2 separate regions of the Homo sapiens genome follow, and region 2 is linked to region 1. The links are chromatin loops, found by intact Hi-C in ENCODE. Cell type or tissue: heart right ventricle. All regions are shown on one strand.

Region 1 (8,000 bases):
GTGACAGAGAGCGTGTGTGCGTGTGAGTGTGTGAGAGAGTGTGTGCGTGTGAGTGTGTGAGAGAGTGAGTGTGTGTGAATGTGTGAGAGTGTGTGAGAGTGTGAGTGTGTGTGAGTGTGAGAGAGTGTGTGACAGAGCGTGTGCACGTGTGAGAGTGTGTGCGTGTGAGGGAGTGTGTGAGTGTGTGTGCGTGTGAGAGAGAGTGTGAGAGTGTGTGAGAGTGTGTGAGTGTGACAGAGTGTGCGTATGAGAGTGTGTGAGAGTGTGTGTGTGAGAGTGTGTGCGTGTGAGAGTGTGTGAGAGAGTGTGTGAGAGTGTGTGTGAGAGTGTGTGCGTGTGTGTGTGAGAGTGTGTGTGAGAGAGAGTGTGTGTGTGTGTGTGAGAGAGAGTGTGTGTGTGTGTGTGTGTGTGTCTGTGTCTGTGCCTACACAATATGTATTCCCGAACCTGGGCCTGGAGTATAAATTAGATATTTATTAGGGATTCTTATTTATACTTCATTACTTTGTTTAACAAATGTTTTAAAAGTCCAATTAATTTAATCTAATTTTTAATACAGCAGAAGCTGCATGCCATAAGATTGCATGACAAAGTGCTATAAATGATATAATTCATTTGAAGCAAGATTTTGTAAACACATGCACAATAAAAATCGCCAGGTGTCTCTTATTTTGTAGATGTTGTCATTAGTCAAAAGTAAGCAACATGCAAGTAAAAATACAAAAAAAGACATGTTATAAAATAGTCCACAATATTGACGGCACACCTCCTTTTGGTGGATGCTCTCAGACCTTTTAGAATAAAACATACTGAAATACCACCAGTTATTCTGTGTTCCTCTGTTCACAAAGATTCTGGGCTTGGCCAAGCTTTGCTCAAGAGCCTTTTCCTAGGCCCATCTGTGTACTTCCTTGTAAAATCCAGTTTTAGAAAAAGAGCCCTTCTAAGTAAAGTTAGCCAAAACCTCCCACCCTCCGTATCTGATCATCCTTGATATCTGATCGGGTTCCTCATCCTCCATCAGCCCCCAGATGATGTCTGATTGCCCTGGCTTGCCTTCTGCAAGAATCCTATTAGGTCAGGTTAGCCAGAATCCCCCTTACCCTGACATTTCCTCTTAGTAATTTTCTATCCACTGACCACCCCCCACCATTCCTTGGCCAAAAGTTCACTTGCCCACGCTATGTTCAGAGTCGAGGCCAATTTCTCCCCACCATAGCAAGACTCCATTGTAGCGGTCCCAAGACGATCACAATGGTCCTGAATAAAGTCTGCCTTATGGCACTTTAAGAGGCATCATTGGATAATTTTTCTTTAACACTATCATTAGTTTTACTTAGTCCTTAAAAGGCAATCTACTACTACTCAGAAGCCCAAAGAACACATGGTTTATTTTCTATTATTGATATAATCTTGTTCTCAAACTTCCAGTCTGTGTATGTAGGATGCTTGTGGGAGGAGGAGAAACGGCTTGCCAAGTAAAGCTATCTCTTCTGGTTTGAATACTCTAGTCCAGGTAAATGTTCGGGTGTTCCAAGGTTTTCCCCTTTCCCTTCTCTTCCCTAAGACAGTGTTTGGATATAGATGCTTAGTGAGGGCCGTCTCAGGGTGGTGAGGAGATGGGGGCCTCAGGTCCCCAAGCCCAGCTCCTTGTGCTGCCTTCTGGATGATTGCTTGCCTCATTGTTGATGTCTCTAGTTACCTGCTCCCTGTGCACAGATGGCACTCACTGGTGACACTTGTGGCTCATGAATTTGTGGTCTATTATTTTGGCTGACCAGGGCCAATAGACACCCCTCGCTTTGAGTCCTATCAGCTCTGGCTGGCATTTCTGGCTGCTATGGCTCTTAATTGTGTCCTCCAGAAGGGAGGAAAAGAATTTTCTCTCTACCCTTTATAGTTCTGAACTACAGTGCTTAGTTCATAGTTCCTGTAACAAAAGACAGATTAGCAAGATAAAAATGAATAGAGGTTTATTAACATGTGTACCTCATGTATACAGTGGGAAAAAAACAGAGAAGTGAATCTCTAGACTAGCTCTCCAAGAAGGAGTCTAAACTTCGGACTTAAATGCTGTCCCTTGTCTGAAACAAAGAGATGGCCAAGAAAAGCTCCTTAAATAAAGACAAGGCTTGTTACGCAGATTTCAGGTGATGCCTTCACCACTGCTCAAGAGTGTCTGGAGATCTAACCATCCTTTCCTTCCTGGTGCAGAGAGGGAGCATCCCACCAGGTGGAAAGAGGTCCTTTATAGATGTAAATTAATTTTACAGAAGAACAACTTTTCAGAGTTGAACTTATGTCTGCAGTTTCTCAAAATAACCAGCTCAAAATAATCAATGTGCCAAAGAGGTGTATTTTGGGGTGGCATATTCTGGTCTCCTCTAGTCATATTTTGGGATAGTGGGTCCCGAGCACCATCATTCCATCTGCTCTTGCTTTCTTCCTTTTCTTTCTCTCTTCCTTCCCCCATCACCCCCTCCTTCCCTTCTTTCTCCTCATCTACTCATACTTATTGGGTACCCAGTATAAGCACACACTCTACTAGGCACAGGGAATCTATAAATAACCCTGAGGACTGAACTCTGATCTTTTTTCTCCTGTCCAAATTCCTATATAAGGGGCCTGGGGAGTTAAACCCCATAAACCATAAACTCTTGTTAAACAGATTTGTTTTTCTTAAAAAGAACTTTCTTCCCTATGGAAAAATCTGTATTTCAAATTCATGTTTACTATTAAATACAGAAATCTATCTTTCCGAATGAGGTTGCTTAAGTTCCAAATTATCCTAAAACCCAGCACCCAACTGATGTATTGAAAACTCTAGGCTTGGACAGGTGTGGTGGCTCATACCTGTAATCTCAGCATTTTTGGAGGCCAAGGTGAGTGAATCACTTGAGGCCAGGAGTCTGAGACCAACCTGGCCAACATGGCCAAACTCCATCTCTACTAAAAATACAAAAACCAGCCAGGCAAGGGGCACATGCCTGTAGTCCCAGCTAAATGGATTTTAAAAAGTTAACCTGGTGTAATGTGGCTTACTTTCCAACCTAATTCTGGTATAGCATCACAGGACAGGAGCAGACCTCCTTATCTTAACTCAGGCATTCCTTTCCAAGTCTTTAGGCAAAGCTTAAATCTCTCAACCAATTGTCAACAAAAGAATCCCTAAAACCCACCTATGGCTTGTAAGCCCCTATTTCGGAATGTCTCGCCATTTTGGACTGAACCAATGTATCCCTTCTGTGTATAGATTTATGATATTGTCTGCAATTCCTGTCTCCCAGAAATGTATAAAAGCAAACTGTAACCTGACTACCTCGGGCACACTTTCTCAGGAACTCTTGGGATTGTGTAGCCCCGGACCATGATCACTCCTAATGGCTCAGAATAAACCTCTTAAAATATTTTGATAAAATTTGGTTTTTCCATCAGCCAACACTAAGATGCCTGCTCCTTGGAGCTTACATTTTAATGGTGGGAATCAGATAATGAGCAACAAGCAGAAATAAACAGATAGTATGTTAGAAGGCGATGAGTGCAATGAAAAAGAAAAAAAAATTGAAGCAGAGTAAGTGATATCGGGTGCCAAGATGCAGGGATGGGGCAGGAATAGTGTTCCATGAAGTAACTGCGACAGGCAGGAGCAGCCAGGTTTTGTGGGACCCAAAGCTTATACAATTTGAAGGGCCCTCCTCCTTAAAAAACACAAACCTGGGGCCGGGCGCGGTGGCTCACGCCTGTAATCCCAGCACTTTGGGAGGCCGAGGCGGGTGGATCACGAGGTCAGGAGATCGAGACCATCCTGGCTAACACGGTGAAGCCCTGTCTCTACTAAAAATACAAAAAATTAGCCAGGTGTGGTGGCGGGCACCTGTGGTCCCAGCTACTCGGGAGGCTGAGGCAGGAGAATGGCGTGAACCCAGGAGGCGGAGCTTGCAGTGAGCCGAGATCGCGCCACCGAACTCCAGCCTGGGCGACAGAGCAGGACTCTGTCTCAAAAAAAAAAAAAAAAAAAAAAACAACACAAACTTGGAGCACAAAATTAGTCCCTAAAGTTAATATTTGACAATAGGTGAAAGATTTATACCAGCTGAAGGGAAATCAGAGTTTTGAATATGTATTTAGAATTAGAAAAGATTGCAAGTAATTACTGTAACAATGGCATTACAGGTCCCTATGTTCTGATTAGGCAATTTCCCAGGAATACTGACATAGAAATGCTTTCTAATCATAAACTGGCCTCACCTATCCATGTTGTACAACTATGAGCAACTTCTAGCACACACAGGGCCTGTGGGAATTATGTACCCCAAAACTGAAGCTTCTCTAGCTTCCCAGATCAATGTGCCTTTGCAGCTGTGTCTCACTGAGAAGGGGTATTTGTCCAGGAGAGAGAGAGTTAGCCAAGCATATAGATACCAGGAAGAAAATTGTCGCAGAAAGAGGAAACACATTCCATCCAGAGCCTCCATCTGTGCCATAGGGGCTGCTCCATTCATGGGCGTTTTAGCAGGTGTTGGGGTGGCAAGGGAAGAGGCTGGCTAGCATCAGTTGGCTGTGCCATACTTTCTGCCTCCTTGCTGAATGCCTCTTCTGCCATGCAATGCAAAGATCTTCATAGTTTGTGTCCTCTTCCCCAGGTCTATCCATATGTATGTCTCTTCCCTAGACTTCCTGGTTCCCATTTTTCAAACTTATTCCTTCCATGTCCTTAACAAACCAGCAAAAGCCATTCTGAGAGTCCACAACCCAAAAGCTTATGCCTAAGATTCCATGTGTACACTGACCTTGAACCATGTTCTTCTCGATACAAAGGTATCACTAGGTGCTGTGTCCAGTGCTTGGCCCAGTGGGAGGACTTTTTCCTCATCACCATCTTTCAGGGCCACCTTCGGGTAGATCTGTCAAGTAGCAGTAGCCTATTTTTAGCTGGGATCAACATACTCCACTGACTCATCTTTGAGCCAGGCCATTTTTTCTCTCTGTCCTCTGGCCATCAGTGTGAGATGAGGGAGGGATGATGGTGCACATATTCTTTTCTTAGAGCTCTCATAAAATGTGCCACAAACTGGATGGCTTAAAACAATAGAAATTTATTATCTCACAGATCTAGAGGCTGAAAGTCTGAAATTAAGGTGACAACAGGGCAAAAGTCCCTCCAAAGGCTCTAGAAGAGAATGCTGTGCTTCCTCTAGTTTCTGGGGTCTTCATGTGTCTTGTGGCAGCGTAACTCCCATTTCTACCTCCTTCTCTACGTGGCCTTTCTCTTCTTCTTCTTCTTTTTTTTTTTTTTTTTTTTTTTTTTGAGACAGGGTCTTGCTCTGTCACCCACGCTGGAGCGCAGTGGCACGATCTCGGCTCACTGCAACCTCCGCCTTCTGGGTTCAAGCAATTCTTGTGCTTCAGCCTCCCAAGTAGCTGGGATTACAGGCCTGCACCACCACGCCAGGCTAATGTTTGTACTTTTAGTAGAGATGGGGTTTCGCTGTGTTGGCCAGGCTGGTCTCCAATTCCTGGCCTCAAGTGATCCACCCACCTCGGCCTCCCAAAGTGCTGGGATTACAGGTGTAAGCCACTGTGCCTGGCCCCCACATGGCCTTCTTGTAAGGACACCATTCATTGGATTTAGGGCCACCCTAATCTAGTATGACCCAATCTTAACTAATTATGTCTGCAAAGACCCTATTTCCAAATAAAGTCACAGTCGGAGGTTGATGTAGACATGAATTTGGGGGATGCTGTTCAGTATAGCGCAGGAGGGTTAGGTAGCATTGGGTCTGGGTGGCTGGGTTTGACAGCTCACTTGTGGCCTCTGTACTAGCTCAAGCCTGATCTCAAACACACTGCTCCCTCCCATCATACGGTGGAATCCTGCTGGAATCACCAACAGTATGTCTGGTGGTTTGCTGGCTCCTAAGAGGCAGTTCTGGTGTCAGCATCACTTGATGTCCCATGTGAGACACTCAGTTTTCACCAGGGTCAGGGTCCCCTAGCATGAAAGGTGCTGCTTTTCGAATGGTGTATACTTTCATCTGGCAGATGACATGGCCTTGCTCCAGGATTCTAGGGTTCTGTGCTGTATCGCTTCTACAGGGAATTTCCAGAGACTTCATGTAACGTCTTTGTCTACTGTAGATACTTCCAGAACCAAGGGATCTTCCAGGACATGAGGCCCAAGCAGCAGTCCTGTTTGCCTCCTAGGCTGAATCTGCTTCAGAGCGCTCTCTTGTTCTGGACCCCAGCCAAAACCAGCAGCACTGAGCCAGCCAATAAGTTGGTCATAGAGATGATCCCAAGCATGGAGTATGCTGCTTCCCAAACCAAAGAGGCTTACTAAATATTGCACTTTTTTCTGCATGGGCCAAGATATAAGGCGAAATAACTTGTTTTTTACCTTGGAGGGGATATTGCAACACGCCCCAGATGACTGGACTCCTAATAACTGCAGCATTGTGTGAGGCACCTGAATCTTTCTAGTCTCTCTCTCGTCCCCTGGAGCACGTGTGTCCTACCAGGGTGTCTAGGATATTTATCACTTCCAGCTTATCAGGTCTGATGAACACAATGACATCAATAAAGTAGACCAGTGGGCTGTTCTATGTAACAGCAGAACTCTTCTGACTGTATTTTCAGAAGTAACGTAGCCCTGAGACAGGGCCATAAATGTTCACTGTTGTCCATCTAAAGTGACTGCAGTCTGCTTCTGATCCTACTTCCTGATGGGTGTGAGAAAAGAACACATTTGCAAAGACAGTGATCGTCTGTTCTAGAGAAGACACTTCTGGATTAACAGCTTCCATTGGGGCTATCACCTAATTATATTTGTAGAAGTCTACTGTCATCTGTCATGAGCCATCTGGTTTTTACAGGGGCTAGACTGGTAATAAAATGGGGATATAGGCCAGGCGTGGTGGCTCATTCCTGTAATTCCAGCACTTTGGGAGGCCAAGGTGGGTGGATCACTTGAGCCCAGGAGTTCAAGACCAGCCTGGGCACCACAGCAAAACCCTGTTTCTACCAAAAAACAATACAAAAATTAGCTGGGCATGGGGGTGCGCACCTGTGGTCCCAGCTACTCAGGAGGCAAAGGTGGGAGGATCGCTTGAGCCTGGGAGGTCAAAGCTGCAGTGAGCCAAGATTGTGCCACTGCACTCCAGCCTGGGCAACAGAGCTAGACCTTGTCTCAAAAAAAAAAAATGGGGATGTAATGAAGACCACCACCCTTGTATCCTTTAAAGTCTCCGAAGATTGTCTTAATCTCTGCCATTCCACCTGTTATGTTGTGCTGTTGTTTCTGATTGGCCACCGCCTGCTATAAGTAGGATACTACTCCTCTTACTTCACAAGTCACAGAGTCAAGTGGGGATATTGCTAGTGGCTCAGTGTGCCCACCCAGGTCATGGATTCTGGAACCAGGATGATGACCACCAAATGAGTGTGAGGGAGCCCCACTGTAAGTGGGCCTAGGCTAGAACCCCATTTTTTCACATTGTCTACATATGGTCCTACTAATGAGGGGGCATGATGACACTGGCATTGTTCGCTCAGCTGACCTCTACTTTTTCATCAGCCATTCTTTTTTTTTTTTTTTTTTGAGGCAGAGTCTCGCTCTGTCACCCAGGCTGGAGTGCAGTGGCGCGATCTTGGCTCACCATAACCTCTGCCTCCCGGGTTCAAAGAATTCTCCTCCCTCAGCCTCCCGAATTGCTGGGATTACAGGTGGCCGCCACCATACTCAGTTAATTTTTTTGTATTTTTACTAGAAACGGGGTTTCACCATGTTGGTCAGGCTGGTCTTGAACTCCTGACGTCAGGTAATCCACCCACCTTGGCCTCCCAAAGTGCTGGGATTACAGGTGTGAGCCACCACGCCCAGCCTTCATCATCCATTCTTGATGCCTTTGATTGCATATGTCAAGCAATACCCTATTGGTTGCACACGCACCCAGCTCCTAGGAATGCCATTGTGTATTAGCCCTCTACTTAGGCCCCTGTGG
Region 2 (8,000 bases), 210 kb before region 1:
CCCTAGCTAAAATATTAATCACATATGAGAGCAGAATAATGGCATCTGTGGAGATGCAAAGCCTCAACAAATCTATGCTCCCTTTCCAACGCTACTCCACCAAAACAGAGAATAAACCAAGAAAACTGGAAGACATGATATCCAGCAAATGAGCACCCAACACAGGAAAATGACAAATGAAACCTACAAGATGACAGTAAATGGAGGCCATAGGATGACAGTGTGCAGCAGTTACAATGATTAACCAGGACAAACTTGAAATTAAGAACAGAAGGTGCAGGAGGTTCCAAACCAACAGAATACACAGTGTGTTGGAATGTACTGAAAGGAGATTTATAATTCTGGCCACAAATTGGTAATAGGAATATAGAGAAGTAAGCCAATGGAAAAAAGAGATGATTATTAACTACAGAGAAAACAAAAGGAAATGCAATCATAGTACACCAGATAGGTCATCCATGAATAATATTTACATAGTCATAAAAATGTACACACAGACTACTGATTTCTTTACAAGGTGATAGAAAACACCAAGAGGATGAGGGGAGGGAGGCACATGTGCATGAGGAAGGCACAGTAAGAAAGCTGAATCCTCAACCAGGGCGGGAAGTCAGTTCTCAAAATCCAAAGCTAAGAAGTCAAGATAGATAGATAAAGTTATTTAAAAACACAGCGGCAAATACCAAAAGAAACTTTTAAATATGTAAATGTGGTCGACTGTAGAGACAGTGAATCAAGTGTGGGGGAGAGTAGTGGGTCACAGGATGCCTGTCTTTGCTTTGGGAACCATTTGAGTGTTTGTTAATCATTTACAGATATAACTTTGATTAACGTAAAGTTTTAAAATCTCCCACTAAGTTTCCAATTTTAATTTTAAAAGTCAGAAAAGTTTCCCTACCATGTTTATTTACTGATTTCAAATTTACCTCTAAAGAAATCTCATAAAACTTTAGTTACATTTGCTCAGAGATTATGTAAAGTATATTTTTCAGTACTCCAAAATACATAATATAAAAATATGAAGATATTACCAATATACACTTTTAGTATAACTAAACTCTAGTGAATCTTAAATCAAATTTTAAAACATAAATATTATACCTTGTTCTTCCAGTTTTCATTTGGAAATCCCAGTCAATATATTGTTAAAAGACACCAAATAATATATATGAAAAGTATTCTATAAAGAGTTAAAGCACAACATAAATGTTTTCACTTTTATTTTTAACCCTTGACCCTGCTCTCAATGAGGCTAATTGGAAAGACTGAGTCTAATTGGAAAGATAAGGCACATGCAGAAATGTTTATAATCTAAGGCAGTTTGTGTTAAGAACCCTGTAAACAGTACAAAGAAGAAATGAAGGCCTTTGATTAGAAAAGCTTCCTTATGGTTGCATCTGAAATAATGGATGTCACTGTAAGCTCTCATCAGTTACATTCTCTCTTCATTTTACAAAGTGGAAAACCAAATTGATTTGAAGAAATTACTTTTTCTAAATGTCATAATAGGAGACTGAGGCAGGAGGATCACTTGAAGCTCAGAGTTCAAGACCAGTCTAGGAAATATAGCGAGACTCTCTATTAAAAAAAAAAAAAAAAATTAATTAGCTAGTGTAGTCCCAGCTACTCAGGAGGCTGAGGCAAAAGGATCACTTGAGGAGTTCAAGGTTATAGTAAGCTATGACCATGCTACTGCACTCCAGTCTGGCTGGCAGAGCGAGACCCTGTCACTTTAAAAAAATATAAATAAATAAATCACAACATGATGACTATTTATTTCTCTTCCCTGTTATTTCTACCGTGCTCTCAATAAATAGTATGAAAATCAACAGAAATGCAAAATCATGTCACAAAAGTGCATCTCAGCATCCCAGGCTCCCCAGGTTTCACCTTCAGGACTTTTACCTCTCCCTGTGCCAACCCTTTGCAATACATGTTCCCAAGCCTGCTCTCCTCGAAAGTGCTTTCCTCTTTACCCCACCCACCGTCCACGTACCCCACAGGCATCCTAATGACTGACTCCAGAACTTGAGAGCTGGAAAGTTTGTCCAAGGAAGCCCCTGAAACTGTTGTCAGGTGTCTGAAGAGCATGTTTGTGCAAGGCTATGGAATGTTTTAGTTTATACACTTCGAGCCTCAGTGAGGCTGAACTGGTTAGCTGGTCCCCCATTGTGACTCTAGGTGTCTGCCTCCTGAATCTGTTTTAAGACAGATAATGGATCAAGCATGACCCGCTATTTTCTACAGTGGAAATCATTCTCTGGCCAACGGCACAATAACTGTTAATCTAATGTTCGTGTCTTTTTAAGTTAATAAGCATCTGGAATACTAATCCTCTCAGCATTATTTCTGCTATAGCTTTCTGTTCACTTTTTCCAACAAACCAACTATCCTTCAAGTAACTTGAAAACCTACTTTCCAAATAAAAGCATCCTTTGAATGATACTGTTCTTTTGAAGCTCAAATTAGTATCCATGAGAAAGTAGTGATTTACAGCAGCTTCTCTACTTAGGTAAAAGTCTACCTAATTGCTTATATTAAAGCTAGCTAGAAATCGGGTTTTCAAAAGTGTTCCTGCAATGAAAACATAATTTTACATGAATATTTACTTGATAATATAATTATTAGAAATTTAGTGATTCACTGGTTTGAGGGGAACTTGTAGCACTTTAATGCTTCTTTATGCACAGTCTTAAATCTCCAAAATTACTTGCTTCCTTTAACATATATACTATATTATATAAACAAATTAGGCTTATATGCATAAATATATTCACCCTATTATTTAGGTATCCCATGGTCATTCCAAAATCATATTTTTTACAGGGTCTCTCTGATGGCCACCCAAAAAACATAATGATTAAGAAAAACATGGCCAGGTGCAGTGGCTCACACACGTAATCCCAGCACTGTAGGAGGCTGTGGCAGGAGAATCACTTGAGGCCAGGAGTTCAAGAATAGTTTGGCAACATGGTGAGACTCCACTTCTATGAAAAAATAAAAAAAAAATTATTTTAAAAGCTTTGAGTCCGTGTTACAGCTCTTTTAGAATTCATCTAGCAGGTTTTCCAGTCTTCGATAAATGTGTAAAAAACACATGAAGCGTACTTGTCAGTCAGTCCTTCCTCAACTCTTAACAGCTTTATAGCAACACGTAAAATTTCAAGGAGCATCAATAATGATTAAGCAAAATTAAAAGTTTCATGTGCCAATGATTTGTAAGTTTATACCTAACTGATCAATTCTGTTGATTTTACAACTTCTGAATGTTTTTTAAATATGCACATATAAATTTTAGAGGCTGGGCGTGGTGGTTCACGCCTGCAATCCTGGCACTTTGGGAGGCCAAGGCGGGCAGATCATCTGCGGTCAGGAGTTCAAGACCAGCCTGACCAACATGGAGAAACCCCATCTCTACTAAAAACAGAAAATTAGCCGGGCGTGGTGGTGCACGCCTGTAATACCAGCTACTCGGGAGGCTGAGCCAGAAGAACCACTTGACCCCGGGAGGCAGAGGTTGTGGCGAGCCGAGATCGTGCCATTGCACTCCAGCCTGGGCAACAAGAGTGAAACTCTGTCTCAAAAAAAAAAAATTATAATACTATATGCCATAAAATGACATTTCATATTTAAAGAGTTTTTTAAAACTCTTGTATTCACATGCCATAATTTGAAACCCTATTTCACTGAATGAGAATGGTATCTGTTGTCCTCATTTTTTCATTTTTATCCTTAACAATTTCCACCACAGCCAGTGCATATAATGGCAATGACACCCAGGGACGGAATGATAAGTTCCATCACAGCTCAGTCAAGACGCAGACATTGATGTGGCCCCAACAACAGTCAATAATGGAGTCTCCAAAATAAAGCTCTATAGGAAAGGTAAATACCCGCTGCACAAGAAACCACAGCATCTAGGTTCTAACCCCATCTCTATGAAGAGCTTGCTGGGAGAGTTTTGACATTTAACAATCTGTCTGATTGCCAATTTTCTTCTTCTATAAAATGATAATGTTTGACTCAAAGATCCAAAGTCAATTCATGGTCTAAAACTTAATGATTTTTTTAGGTTTTGTGACATTTCACTGTACACTGTAGTAATTTATATCTTATTTTCCCACTAATTTAGAAAAATATCTAAATGATCCTTAATTGGCAATGGGTCCTAAGAATTTTGTTTTAAATCCCTGTTACCCAAAAGAGCCCTTTTTTGTATCTCGCAGTAGTTACAAGGATCTTTCTAAATCTTAAAAAAAAAAAAAAAAGAAAGAAAAGAAAAGAAAAAAAGTCAGCCGGGCGTGGTGGCTCATGCCTGTAATCCCAGCACTTTGGGACCAAGGTGGACAGATCACGAGGTCAGGAGATGGAGACCATCCTGGCCAACATGGAGAAACCCTGTCTCTACTAAAAATACAAAAAAATTGGCTTGGCATGGTGGCGCACGCCTGTAGTCCCAGCTACTCGGGAGGCTGAGGCAGGAGAATCGCTTGAACCCAGGAGGCAAAGGTTGCACTGAGCCAAGATCACATCACTGCACTCCAGCCTGGTGACAAAGCAAGACATCATCTCAAAAAAAAAAAAAAATCACAAACTTCCATGGCCAACTACATAAAATCAAGGTATCTAGTCTGGCATTCAGGATACTCAAAATTTGACCTCAACTCACCTCCCAACCTTCATTTCCAGTGATTCCCTTTCCTGTTCCCAAAGCTACAGTCAAACTAAACATGTTTTTTCTAAGTGCACCAAAGTGTTCCATCACCCATGTTTTTTGTTTATGCCATTTATCTTTACCTAGACTGTTCTCTATCTCCACTAAGCCAAGTCTTACCTGATTCTCAAAGCTAGGGGGACCATCCATATAATTTATCACACAAACTGGAACAATTTTGACCAGAAAGATGTTAATTGGAGGGGACATCAGGACATCCGGAGTAAACTGGGGCTGACCCAAGCAGACTGGGAGATATGACAGCTCTACACAAAGCCCAACTCAAATGCACATCTATCAGAAATAACCTCTCTCTCCCTTAAATCTCTGCCACACTTCTCACTTGTATCTCTTCTCACTTATCATTTCTGCATGTATTCGAGCTATGTGTATAAAAGGCTTTATTCTCCCTCACTAACCTGAGTCATCATTATCCCCACAATGTCTAGCATACGGTAGGTTCTCAATAAATGTCTAATGGGATGAATTATTTCCTAGGTATGTCTAACTCCAGTATATAAAATTAGGTTTTCTCGAATCAGTGCATGCCTTTTAAAAATCAACACCAGAGTTCACACAGAGAAGAACCACACTCCGTGGCCATATGAAAATTCTGTGTTCCTCAGAGATGTCCCATGTTCACAAACCATGGTGGTTTGTCCTGATGTGAAATTTCCATGGTGCAAATGACAAATCCATATATGACGTCATACAGGCTGGGACAGAAACCATATTGCCCAGCCACATGGTGCCTTGGTATTAACTACATGTCTAAGCTCTGGTGCAAGACCTACAGAACTCTGTGCTTCCAATTTGTGAGGAGATAGTTCAAGAAGAGCATTGTTTCAACTTAGGAGAGCTTCAGCTCTCAGGACACAGAGCTGAGAGATTACCTTTTTATCCAATAAGGTTTTGACTACCCTGGATCCCAAAGTATTTGATCTTACCTTTCTTATGATATTGACTACCTTCTAGTTATATATTCTAGACACCTGAGGGTCCAGGGCTGTAATCACTGATCTTTGTATACTTCAGAGTACACAGAATAACACACATTATACATATTCAACAAATATTGGTTGAATTAATTTCAAAAACAAGTGAGTAAATGACTTGAGATTGTTCACCAACTGAAACAAGACTTCTCATGGCCCTGCTGAAGCATGTTTCAAATATACACGAACTCAGGCCTGCTTCACTCATGTATTCCAACTCCTTTATAGGCAAAAAATATCCTGTGAGATAGATTTAATGAGGCTCCACCTTACAAAACACTATGGCTCACAAAAGTGAAGAGCACTGTCCAGAATGAGCAGCCAAGGGATAGCCAGTTCTGAAATCGAGACATTCTGCCGACACAGGAGCACTGCAATGAACTTGACAGACATGACATTTATATAAAGAAAATATTTACAAGTTTGATGGCTATTCTCATCCCTGAATGCCACGGGCTACAGCAGACAAATACCCCAAATGCCTTACCCAATTCTATCAATTTCCCTGAAATCAAGGAAGAAAAAAAAAAGCTTTCAGTATCTGTGTCTTTTAGCCACTAGTACAGATAAACCTGGCTATATCTGGGGGAGGGAGTAACATAAATGAGAGAAAAAAAGAATGTAGGACAAAATTAGAAGTAGAAAGCTTTAACTTGTATGTTCTCATTACTAACACAAGATCTCAATTTATTACATTACAGGTAGATACTAACAGTATGATATCAGTGTGGCACTCTTCATCACAAGCACACATTAAAACACTGCTACATAAATGTATCAAGTTACTACTCTGGGGACTCCATAAATGAGACACTTTGTCATCTGGAATGTCTACCTGAAGACAGACTCTTTTACTATGACAGAAAGTCTTATGAATTAAACAAAAGCATTTTTTAAAAATCAAACACTTATTTTTTGTCCAAGTGTATTTCATCACACCACATTCAAATTCCACAATGTAAGATTTGGATGAAAAAGAAAAAGTTGCATTTGGTGCCAGTTTTTAAGGTTCTTTGATTACCTATATAGTTTCTACATTCTTTGTAACAGTAATTAAATGTAAGCCTCAACGGGCTTCAGTCCTATTTGCTATGAGTCTGAAGGCATGAGAAGTATGTAGCATTTATGTAACAGGAAATATCTAAAAGCATTCTGCTGAGATTTCCTTCCCCCACACCCCCTTCCACACCCATTCCTTAAACTGCCTTCAAAAGGCCTGCTGTGTTCTCTAAAAATTAAACATTAGTTACTAAAAGAAACAGTGTACCTATTCCTCAGCACATCTCCACTAAAGTTGTATTTAGCCTGGCTTAAACAGCTTCTCAAGCCTAGCACCTGACCCTTAATGCTCAAATATTTTAATGTCATAGAGGCCAAAGATGCTTTTCTGTTGTTATCAGGGTGGAATTTAGGAGGAAAGAAGAAGGCTTCCCAACTCAGCTTTCCACTCTCCACACACCAAACCCCAGTCAAGAGGCCCTTCCAAAGCCCTGACATGAATGTGTCCCTGACACTCCAAGTCAGAAGAGGCCCTTGTACCTCTTCTACCCTCTCTAATCCCGTACTCCCTGTCCTACCCTCAAACCAACTTTGCCCAACCATGATTTGAATTCCCATGGGCATTTACCCAGTAAATACAAGACTCTGAAACAAATGGAATGTGAAATGCACAGACCCAGGAATGTTTGTGTTATGCTAGAGGTAATGATTGTTAATCCAGCTCTTAAATGAGTCTAACATTTACTATTAGTTATTAGTACCTCTGCAGCAGTACTTATTACTATTAGTTATTATTAGTTATCAATACCTCTAGTTTACTAAATGCCTAAAATGTGCCTTTTCTACAGTATACCATTGGTCATTAAAAATCCTTATGGTAACCAGAATGTGGATGTCACTTAACTGGAGGCTGCCACATGGAATTGGTACCCAGACAACTATAATTTGCCTGGTCTCTTGAAAACATGTGCCCATGTCCTCAGAAGTCAAGCGCTGCCCAAGAATACCCACAAGGCCTGGCTCCAAGGAGCATCCTCCTAACAGGTGAGCCAAGTGGGCCTAAACCCAATCCATTCCAGGACCCATACCCACAGGAAAGGACCTACTTCTCTGCTGCTGGTTTCAAAGCCATTCATATCACAGGGTTTTTCTCCAACAGTGTGAACTGTCTAAAGAGCTTCCCAAAATTATTTTTAGCTTTTTTAAAAAAGGTAGGAATTCCTTAGTTCTAATTTTCTCTGCCTTTTGAAGATCAACTCCTAATCTCTTCTTTCTGTGCCACTACTTAAAAT

What was found. Hi-C counts contacts between places; a loop is a spot of excess contacts. Peaks named below come from ENCODE experiments on the same cell type or tissue, not always from the same donor. Only the 100,000 strongest peaks of a DNase experiment are listed, where the experiment ranks them.
Region 2: a loop joins it to region 1, with 6 times the contacts of the local background. A loop is called at or near these places in 1 of 110 quality-filtered maps.

The regions. Positions count from the first base shown.
Region 1 is chr4:182,952,549-182,960,548 of GRCh38, reverse strand. No RefSeq gene overlaps it. Among named protein-coding and RNA genes, the nearest start is that of DCTD, 39 kb to the right of the region's middle. In heart right ventricle, no CTCF peak of the experiment used is centred here; no DNase peak of the experiment used is centred here.
Region 2 is chr4:183,164,447-183,172,446 of GRCh38, reverse strand. All of the region lies in intron 1 of WWC2 (WW and C2 domain containing 2), which reads right to left. Among named protein-coding and RNA genes, the nearest start is that of WWC2, 69 kb to the right of the region's middle. In heart right ventricle, no CTCF peak of the experiment used is centred here; no DNase peak of the experiment used is centred here; H3K4me3 peaks cover 315 bases; H3K27ac peaks cover 2,065 bases.